Linked DNA regions of Homo sapiens: region 1 is linked to region 2. A link is an interaction called in ENCODE POLR2A ChIA-PET data of the cell type or tissue named here. Cell type or tissue: PC-3. All regions are shown on one strand. Each heading gives the region's core, and the rest is flanking DNA. Links, peaks and the distances in the headings are about the cores only. Region 1 has its middle 7.0 kb from the start of RNVU1-8. Region 2 has its middle 48 kb from the start of TRH-GTG1-2.

Region 1 (5,382 bases), core at 205-5,204, 66 kb after region 2:
GTCTATATTAAAAATGAAAAATAAAAAATCAGCGTATAGGGCTCCAGTGATGGAAGCCCCAAAATCTCACAAGTCACCACAAAAGAACTTACTCATGTAACCAAATACCACCTGTTCCCCCAGAACCTCTGGAAATAAAATAAAAAATAAAACAAAATAAAATTGCCAAAAAAATTTAAAAAATGCTTTCAAATCAGTGACCTCAGCTTTACTTTAAGAAACTACAAAAGAACAAATTAATTTCCAACTAGGAAGAAAGTAAATTACAAAGGTAAAAATTAAAATCAATGACATAGTTTTGGGGGTAGGGAGTATGTTGTCATTCCATAATATTAGCATATAAATTCACGGTAGTTCTTCTCTGTGGCGCCTTCTGTTAACCGAAAGGTTGCTGGTTTGAGCTCACTTAGGAACAGAACCTACTCATAACCTATAAAGACTTTTGATCAGCTTTTATGTTTCAAGCAGCCACTTCATCCTGCAGCCCTCACTTCCTCCTCATGATTTCCTCCTTTCATCACCCAGGGTGTTCATGAAACTTCTCCCAGCAAACTCGTTTTCCCAGATCTTTACATGGTGCCACTGCTCACCTTGCACTCCCTGGAATGCAAAGGGTACCTTCACTCACCGCATCGACGCTCTAGATTCCAGGGGAACTGCCAGGGTCAGAGGCTGAAGGCACAGGCACTGAATCCCTTCCTCAAGCATGTGACATCAGAAGTCACCTTCTAAGTAACCATTTGCTCTCATTCCAGATTGTTGCATCTCAATATGCAATGTTCATCACAGGATCAGAGGACACCACAACCCTTTGATTTAGGGCTGTCTTGTCCTTACCTTTTTCTTTTCAACTAAATTTAAGTACAAAAATTTTACCATTGTAAATATGTGATTCAACTGTATGGAGTTTCTCAACGTGTACCATAATCCACTTTTAGAACATGTCCTTTACCTTCCCAAATTTTTCCACTGCCACTGTAGCAAATCCTACTCCCTCCTCTAACCTCATCCAACAATTTATGTTTTCTGTCTACAAATTTATCTTTTTCATATAAATGGCATGAAACAATATGTAGTCTTTTGTGACTAACTTGTTTCACTTAGCATAATGCTTTAAGATTCATCCATACTGTAGCAGGTGTCAGATTTTTTCCTTCTTATTGCTAAATAGAATTACATTGTACAGATAATGCCACATTTTATTTATCCATCTACCACTGGTGGACATTTCAGTAGGAGCTAGTTTTTGCTATTATGAATAATACTGCCAAGAACATTTCCAAAGAAGTTTTCTGTGCACCTGTATTTTCATTTATCTTGGATAGATTTCTAGGTGTGGAATAGCTGAGTAGTATGGCAAGCTTCTGTTTAACTTTTTAAAACACTGTCAAACTGGATTCCAAAGTGGTTGTATCCTTTTACATTCTTCCCAGCAATATATGAGGGTTCCATTTTCTCCACCTTCTCAGTAACAGTTGATGTTCTCTGTATTTTTTTTAACATAGCCACATTAGTGGGTGTAAAGTGGTATCTTATTGTTGTTTTAATTTGCGTTTCCATGCAAATCAACACTACAATGCAATACCACCTTACTTCTGCAAGAGTGGCCATAATCAAAAAATCAAAAAACAATAGATGTTGGCGTGGATGCAGTGAAAAGGGAACACTTCCACACTGCTGGTGGGAATGTAAACTAGTGCAACCACTATGGAAAACAGTGTGGAGATTCCCTGAAGAGCTAATAGTAGAACTACCTTTTTTTTTTTTTTTTTTTGGAGACGGAGTTTCGCTCTGTTGTTCAAGATGGAGTGCAGTGGCGCGATCTCCGCTCACTGCAAGCTCCGCCTCCCGGGTTCACGTCATTCTCCCGCCTCAGCCTCCCGAGTAGCTGGGACTACAGGCGCCCACCACCAAGCCCGGCAAATTTTTTGTATTTTTAGTAGAGATGGGGTTTCACCATATTAGCCGGGATAGTCTCCATCTCCTGACCTCATGATCCGCCGTCTCGGCCTCCCAAAGTGCTGGGATTACAGGCGTGAGCCACCGCACGCAGCCAGAACTACCATTTGATCCAGCAATCCTACTACAGGGTGTCTACCCAGAGGAAAAGAAGTCATTCTATGAAAAAGATATTTGCTCACACGTGTTTATAGCAGCACAATTCACAATTGCAAAAATGGGGAACCAACCCAAATGCCATAAATCAACAAGTGGATAAAGAAACTGTGGTTTAAGAAAAAAAAAAATATAGATAGATAGATAGATAGATAGATAGATATATGATGGAATACTACTCAGCCATAAGAAGGAATGAATTAATGGCATTCACAGCAACCTGGAGGGGATTGGAGACTATTATTCTAAGTGAAGTAACTCAGGAATGAAAAACAAAACATCGTATGTTCTGACTCATAAGTGGGAGCTAACCTATGAGGAGGCAAAAGCATAAGGATGACACAATGGACTTTGGGGACTCAGGGGGAAAGGGTGGAAAGGGGGGAGGGATAAAAGACTAAAATTTGGATTTAGAATATACTGCTCAGGAGATAGGTGCATCAAAATCTCACCAATCAGCTGGGAACGGTGGCTCACTCCTGTAATGCCAGCACTTTGGGAGGCCAAGGCCGGCAGATCACCTGAGGTCAGGAGTTTGAGACCAGCCTGGCCAATATGGCAAAACCTTGTCTCTACTAAAAATATAAAAATTAGCCAGGCATGGTGGCACGTGCCTGTAGTCCCAGCTACTTGGGAGGCTGAGGCAGCAGAATCACTTGAACCCAGTAGGTAGAGGTTGCAGTGAGCCAAAATTGCACCACTGTAATCAAGTCAGGTCTTGAACTCCTGACCTCAGGTGATCTGTCCACCTCAGCCTCCCAAAGTGCTGGGAATACAGGTGTGAGCCACTGCCCCTGGCTGCTAGGTTGCCCAAACTGGTCTTCAACTCCTGAGCTCAGATGATCCACCCACCTCGGCCTTCCAAAGTGCTGGCATTGCAAGCATGAGTCACCGCACCTGGTCAATTGTGTTGCTTTATGTTAAGTTGAAAAACTTCTTTAGGTATTGTGAATAGAATTGTTTTTTATTACATATTTAATTACAAATATTTGCTCCTAGTCTGTGGCTTATATATTTTTCTCTAAATAGTGTCTTTTGAAGCACAGAATTTTTAAATTGTAATAAAATCCAACTAATATTTTTCTCTTATGGCTTATGTTTTTTCTGTAGTGTCTTAGGACTCTTTGCTTAACTCAAAGTCACAAAGATTTTCTCCTATGGGTTTCTCTTGAAATTATATATTTTAGGTCTATCATTTAGGTCTGTGATCCATTTTGAGTTGATTGCTGTGTATGTGTGATCTTAGGCAAAGTCCCCTGGGGGAGTTTTGTCCAGATATTGGCAAGGAACTTGGTGGTAAGTGAAGTTTAAGAGTTATCATCCCCTAGCCCAGGAAACAGATTTCATACTCCTGCACCTGTTAGTGATTGGCTAAGTGCCTTGGGAGAGATGAATGGGATGTGTGGGTCCCTTACTCCCAGATATGTCCCATTCTTTGGGACCTGGGTATAAAGTGGCTCCAGTTCCCCAAGGATAGTTCTTCTCAGAAGAATCTTTGGAAGAAAAACACAGCAGCAAAAGCAGGGAAGGATTATACAGATGGGCTAATAGGGATCTCAGGTGATCTAGGTTGAGCTCCTACAGGGTCTCCTCCTAGGGTGGATAGAAAGGAGGATGGGCATCTCAATAACTCAGTAAACACACATCTTGGGAGTCCAGAGCAGATTGGAGGCGTTGCACAGGTTTGTAAACATTTTTACAAACATGAAAACAGTGGAGTTGTGTTTATGTGTGTGTTTGTTTTGCTGTGGCTGAGATAAGGTGTCTGGATCTGAAATTTAGACATACTCCCCACAAGGGAAGGACAGGGAAACTACCTAGCCTCCTGCAACAACAAGAGAGATTCTGAGCTCGGGCAGAATCCAAAGGGTGGGCTGGCATTATCTAAGCTCAAGCCAGGGACCCTACACTTTTATGATTTGTTGGATCTCCTATTTTTTGGTTACAGCTAGACCAGCAGCCAACTGCTAACACCCTGAGTATAGAAATAGACTAAGAAACATATTATTTGGACATACCACATTATCACCCTCACTATTAGTGGTGGTCCCACTGTAAATGGGAATGTGCATCTGAAATACTTAATTAACTTGAAATGGATTAAAACTTTGTAAATAAAAAAAATAAAAATCAATGTAAATTTAAAAAAATAAAAAAGTCTCCATTATTTTAGGAGGGTTATTTACCAAGATTAAGGATATGCCCAGAAAAGAACAGAGATCCACAGGAAAAACCGTGGCCCACTTTTTACCCAAAGAGGGTCTGGGGACCTCAATATTTAGTGGGAAAATGGCAGGTAGTGGGGAAAGAGGAAGACATTTTTTAAAGGGTGTGGGTAGATACGAGGCAAGTTGTTGCATCTGGTTGCAATTCTTTTGAGTCTTTGATCAGCTGTTTACATGTGGGGGGTGGGTGTAAATACTCAATCACTTAGTATTTGTCTCGCTCAGTGAATCTGCATTTTTACATAGGATAATGTAAACATAGGACAGAGAAAGCAATTACATATGTGTTTGTCCAGGTGAGCAAGGGGATGACTGAGTGTTTTCCTTTGTCCTGTACCTATGAAGAGAAGCTATCAATTTACATTGTCAGGTTGAAATTTAACAGGACTGTTTTAGGGTAAAGATCTTGGGGCCCACAAGGAATGTCGCTGTGATCAAATTGTGAGAAAGTTATGTAGCTTTATATTTGTATTCTATTCTATTCCACTTATTATTTTTATTATTTTTATTTTACCTATTCTATTTAGGAATAAAATGGGAGGCAGGTTTGCATGACCCAGTTCCCAGCTTCACTTTTTCTTTTAGCATAGTGAGTTTGGAGTGTTGAGATTTCTTTTCCTCTCACAACTTTTTTTTTTTTTAAGATGGAGCCTCACTCTGTCACCAGACTGGGTTGCAGTGGTGTGATCTCGGCTCACTGCAACCTCTGCCTCCCAGGTTCAAGTGATTCTCCTGCCTCAGGCTCCTGAGTAGTTGGGAATACAGGCTTGGGCCACCAGGCCCAGCAAATTCTTGTATTTTTAGTAGAGACAGGTTTCACCATGTTGGCCAGGCTAGTCTCAAACTCCTTACCTCAGGTGATCCAACCCCTTCGGCCTCCCTAAATTCTGGGATTACAGGCATGAGCCACCACGCCCAGCCTCCTTTCAAAACTTCAGTGTAAGATGTGAAACATTAACATTCCTAGAAGAAATCATAGAGAAAAAGGTCTTTGACATTGGTCTTGGAAATGATTTTTTTGCATATGGCACCAAAAGTACAG
Region 2 (5,382 bases), core at 103-5,102:
ATCCCAATTCACTATGTGGCTCCTGATTTTCTGGAAAAGCTGTGACATTGAGGAGACAGAACAGTATTGGAGGGCAGGAGAACTGGGTTTGAACCAAGAAAGGACACTGGTATCTTACCACTTTGCCAGGCAGCACAGGGATGTGGGTGCTTGGCAGGGCCGCTCTCCAGAACATGGTGAGGAGGGAAGCCGACTCCTCTAGGGCATGGTGCAGGGCACTGGTGCTGCTCCGAAGCTCATGAATGCCTTTGCTGCCTAGCACCTGGGGAAAGGTAACACCACAGGAGCGGAGAGATTACTTTCTTCCCCTTGCATGGGCTCAAGTTCCTTTGTGAGTGAGGCACAGAACATGGGCCTGCTTGAACCTGTGAAGCCGTCGCACAACCATTTGCAGCTCTCAGAACTAAGGTGTTGCTCCCTTTACCAGGAATGCCTTCCTCCACCTGCAGAACCCACAAGGCTTTCAAAACTCACCCCCCTTGCTATGTCCTCTATGAACCTGTTACCTTCCTTGCCTGAGATAAATGACCACATTTGCATTGGCGCTCTCACGGCACAGAGGATGACTTCTCATACTGTGCCTGTAGTCCCTTACTGTGCTTATCTACTTGAGTGTGTGTCTTGCCCTCTAGTGTGGGGGCTCCGTGGAGGCAGGGCTGTCCCTACGCACCTATGGGTCTCCAGCAGCTCAGACAGCACAGCCACAGGTTCCTGGTTTCTCTCACTGGCAAGGTGCTCTCAGAAGCTTTGCTGACTGCCTTCCCTCCCTCTATGCAGTCTGCACAAGGAAATGCCTTGGCTGCCAGGCTTCTCACCCCTTCCACACGTGGGGGCCATACACCTGCAAATCCTTCAGTTTCTGTCCATCCCATTGAGTCTACTCTGCCCACAGATGGTTCATGTGCCTGCATGACTGTGGTAGATAATAAGCTACCAAAGGCTGCTAGGCAATGCCACATGTTTCTGTGGGTTTGAGGGGAAATATCCAGTCAGCTACATATGGAACAGAGCAGAACTCACAGTGAAAATAGGAGATAGAGAAGAAAGGGCCTGGCTGCTATACATGGAAGAGGAAGCCTCAGCTCTGGAGAGATGCAAAGCATGAAAAAAAACAAAAATGGTGGGAGAAGGAGATAACATCAAAGGAAGAAAGGGCACAAGGAAAGAGTGCACCTAAAGCTACAGATGTGATTACCTCTGTGCCTTGGGCTTCAAGGCCAGGGAAGCTGCACGCTGATCTCACAAGAGACACTATCTTTTTGACCAGCAGCTTGCCCTCCGCAATCTGCTGTCTTAGGGCACTGTAGTCATCAATGTGGCCAATGACATGGCGGCCATGCTTACTGGCAAAGGAGCCATCAGTAGCATCACCCTCTAGCTTGGGAGGGGTCTTCATTACTGGAGAAGTATCCAAACCCAAGCCTGAAAAAGAAAATGACAACACAACAGAATCTTCTGTTATTCATAGTGATATCATCAGTTTACTCCAACTCAAAAGAGGTAGGAAACAAGAAAAGGACGAGGCCGGGAACAAGAAAGGAAGCCTTGGAATGTACAAGGGTGGGGCAAAGTCCATAGAGATCTTCTGGCTTCTATATTTTTATAATCTTTCTTACATTATCTCTTAATGATAAATTTGCCAGGAGACAACTTTTTCATTATTGGATAATGAAATAGGACAAATCACAATAAATAATAAGTTTCTGAGTAGAGAAGACACAGACAATTAAATCAAGCTGGATACAGAGAGCATTTTCAAGAATGGAGAGATTACGGTGCAATGAAGCAAAAACAGCAGTAGGAAAACTACAGGAGGATGAACAATGGCAAGAAAGGCAGCCACAGAAGGTGCAGGGAGTAGGGCTAAAGGACTTGGGGCATGCAGAGAAAACTCTCTAAATACAGATAATATGTTTAGAGACAACCAAAGGTTGTTTGCATTAATCTCTTTCCATCATCAGTCCCTGGGCCCTGTAGTTGCCATATTTACCATTTGTTCTGTTGATTATGGCCGTTTCTGAGCCAGAAGTAGAGGAAGCAGAGCTGGGGAGGACCAGAGCTTGGGAATTCATACCAACATCCCGGACTGGAGGGGACACAGCAGAATCTAGGGAGTAAAGGCAACCACAGTTTTCAGGAGCCCTGGAACACCCTGCATGTGAAGCACATGCACACCTAGCCGTCACCACTGAGGACTAATTTTCACCAAGACATTCCAGATAAATTCTTTCCACAACAACAAACTCATACTGGGGTTGAGTGGAAGCAAACATGGCTGTAACAAGTCTATTCACTTAACTTCTTTGAGCCTCAGTTTCCTTTTATATAAAATAAGGATGATAACACTTACCTAGTGGAGTTAGCAGATGCTTAAATGAAATTGCATATATGGTATGGCTAGCTCAGGGTCTAACAGGGAAGTCATTCAATGCCTGCTGTACTAGCTGCAGACCTGAGAAATACCAACAGCAGAATCCCATGTGGTGCTGCCAGGCACGGTGGCTCACGCCTGTAATCCCAGCACTTTGGGAGGCTGAGGTGGGCAGATCACGAGGTCAGGAGATCGAGACCATCCTGGCTAACACGGTGAAACCCCGTCTCTACTAAAAATACAAATAAATTAGCCAGGTGTGGTGGCGGGCACCTGTAGTCCCAGCTACTTGGGAGGCTGAGGTAGGAGAATGGCGTGAACCCGGGAGGCAGAGTTGCAGTGAGCGGAGATCACGCCACTGCACTCCAGCCTGGGTGACAGAGCCAGACTCCATCTCAAAAAAAAAAAAAAAAAAAAAAAAAAAAGCTGTAGAGCTAAGGTCTATGAATCCACATTTTACTTAAGTTCCACAGGTGATTCTTTTTTTTTTCTTTTTTGAGACAGAGTCTCACTCTGTTGCCAGGCTCGAGTGCAGTGGCAAGATCTCAGCTCACTGCAACCTCCAGCTCCTGGGTTCAAGCAATTCTGCTGCCTCAGCCTCCCGAGTAGCTGGGACTACAGGCACGCACCACCATGCCCAGCTAATTTTTGTATTTTTAGTAGAGATGGGCTTTCACCATGTTGGCCAGGCTGGTCTCGAACTCCTGACCTCAGGTGATCCGCCCGCCTTGGCGTCCCGAAGCGTTGGGATTACAGGCATGAGCCACCACGCCCGGCCCACGGGTGATTCTTAAGCATGCTAAACTGAGAACCCCTGAGCTAGAGGATGTACAGGAAATGGGTAATTCACAACTTGAAGGATCAGTAGTGGCCTATGCACATAGATCGGATTTCTCAGAATCCAGGAGTCTTGGAACCTAGAGCAGAGCTTGTCTGGTGTGTTTCTGGGAGGAAAATAGGACATAGCATACAGACAGACAATCTATGAGATAGTTTCTCAATAAAGAAAAAGGGGATAGGCATTTTACCGAAACTGGGATGTGAATGGGGGATAAAGAGGGCACATGTGTATATGGAAAAGGATATTTAATATTATGTTCTAACTTTATGTTTTAAAAAAACTGATGTTTCTAAATACAAACAAATAAAAGAAAAATTCAACAAAACTTTCTTGAAAGGAAGAACAATGCATTAGATTCTACCTTCTACAGTATCAGTGATTCTGTAGGTTGGGTGGAGGGTTGAACAAATCAGAGTTTCAGGTTAGTAACTCTGAGGACAAAGGAAAATAATCCACAGGGATATCTACAGAGGGTTTGATTGTAGGTTCAACAATAGAATCAAAAGAGATGTACTGTTCTTACCCATGACAACTCAATTACATTTACATATGCAAAAATTTAAGTAAAATAATATGCTTTAAGTAGAACTTAAGGAAAAAGTTATTATGATAATTCAGGGCAAAAGAATCAGCACTTAGAACAATCACAAGAATTTTTTAAAAATTGTTTGACAAAGTATGTAGTATAGAAGCAAGGTTTAGATGTTAGAAATTGGGAGCCACAGATATTATGCAACCTTGAGCAAGTCACTTGAAACTTTCTAGGCCTGAGTTTCCTCAGCTATGAAACAAGGACATGAGGCTAGATGCCTGGGCCCTTTTCAAAGTGCTAACATTATTCAGGGAAGTTTAAGTGGCATGTAACATGCAGGGAAACAACAGGGCATGATTTAGAAGTCGTACAGCTGTACTTTAAACAGGCAGTGATGATGATAGTCCTGGGAGCGAATGAATAAATGGATCAGCCCTACAGTATCAGCATGTTCTCCAAGGAGCTTTTGACAAAAAGCCATCAAAGACAGAGTGGCCAATCTAACCAATGAATGAGCTATCTGTGATTTCTGTAAAATTACTAAAGCAGCAGAGATGATTAAAATTGATACTCTATGATTGAAGGACTTATGAGCAGGAGCTGAGAGGAGGGGGAGGGGCCTCTACACAAACCCTGCCAAGCAGCCAACGCCGCAGCTACTGGAAGGTGGAGGTGAAGCCACCCTGCCAAGCAGCCAACCTCACTTTTTGGTAATTATCCTTGTGCTGATGCTGCCAGACAAACTCTCTCTACAAATCTCAGCATGTGGAAAAAACAGAGGCAGGAACAATTGCCCAGCACCTATTTCTCGAAGACACCCTTGAAGTTACTCATCAAAGTTTTAATTAAAGCAGAACTTATGGCTTTTCCTCAAATGGGAATTTGTTAACTTTTAGACTTTGTTATTGTTCATTTTGGGCCTCTGTGCAAATCTGATATCCTGTTTGAATGACATTGTTTTGTTTTTACCCTATTGCTTCATATCTGTCACAATGTTAAGTCAGTTCTCAACATTAAGGCATTAAAAATTAGCTTTTCTCAAATGCTCAGCATCACTAATCATTAGGGAAATGCAAATTAAGACCATAATGAATATCATCTCACACCTGTTAGAGTGGCATTTATCAAAAAGGTGAATGATGTGTTAGAGATAATGCAGAGAAAACGGAAAACACATTGTGAATAGGTATGTAAATTAGTACAGCTGGTGTGGAAAACAGTATGGAGTTTCCTCAAAAAACTGAAAATAGAATCTACCCTATGATCCAGTAATCCCATTTCTGGGTATATATCCAAGGGAACTGAAATGAATATGTTAAACGTATATCTGCACTCTCATGTTCATTACAGCATTATTCATAATAGTCAAGATGTAGGACAAACCTAGGTCCATCAGTAGATGAATGGGCAAATAAAATGTTGCAGATAATACACAATGGAATACTATTTAACCTTAAAATGTTGGGGGATAGGTCCTGTCATTTGTGACAACATGAATGAATCTGAAGGTCATTATGCTTAGTGAAAAAAGCCAGGCACAGAGAGACACCTACCACATAATCTCACCTATATGTGGAATCTAATAAAGTTGAACTCATAGAAGCAGAGAGTAGAATGGTGGTTACTAGAGGCTGGTGG

The links. Peaks named below come from ENCODE experiments on the same cell type or tissue, not always from the same donor. Only the 100,000 strongest peaks of a DNase experiment are listed, where the experiment ranks them.
Region 1: POLR2A ChIA-PET joins it to region 2 with 6 read pairs; 5 of 35 experiments call an interaction of 5 or more read pairs at or near these places.

Annotation. Positions count from the first base shown.
Region 1 is chr1:147,089,024-147,094,405 of GRCh38, forward strand. No RefSeq gene overlaps it. Among named protein-coding and RNA genes, the nearest start is that of RNVU1-8, 7.0 kb to the left of the region's middle. In PC-3, for the core only: no CTCF peak of the experiment used is centred there; a DNase peak (open chromatin) is centred at 2,978.
Region 2 is chr1:147,022,818-147,028,199 of GRCh38, forward strand. It overlaps the pseudogene LOC728989. Among named protein-coding and RNA genes, the nearest start is that of TRH-GTG1-2, 48 kb to the right of the region's middle. In PC-3, for the core only: no CTCF peak of the experiment used is centred there; no DNase peak of the experiment used is centred there.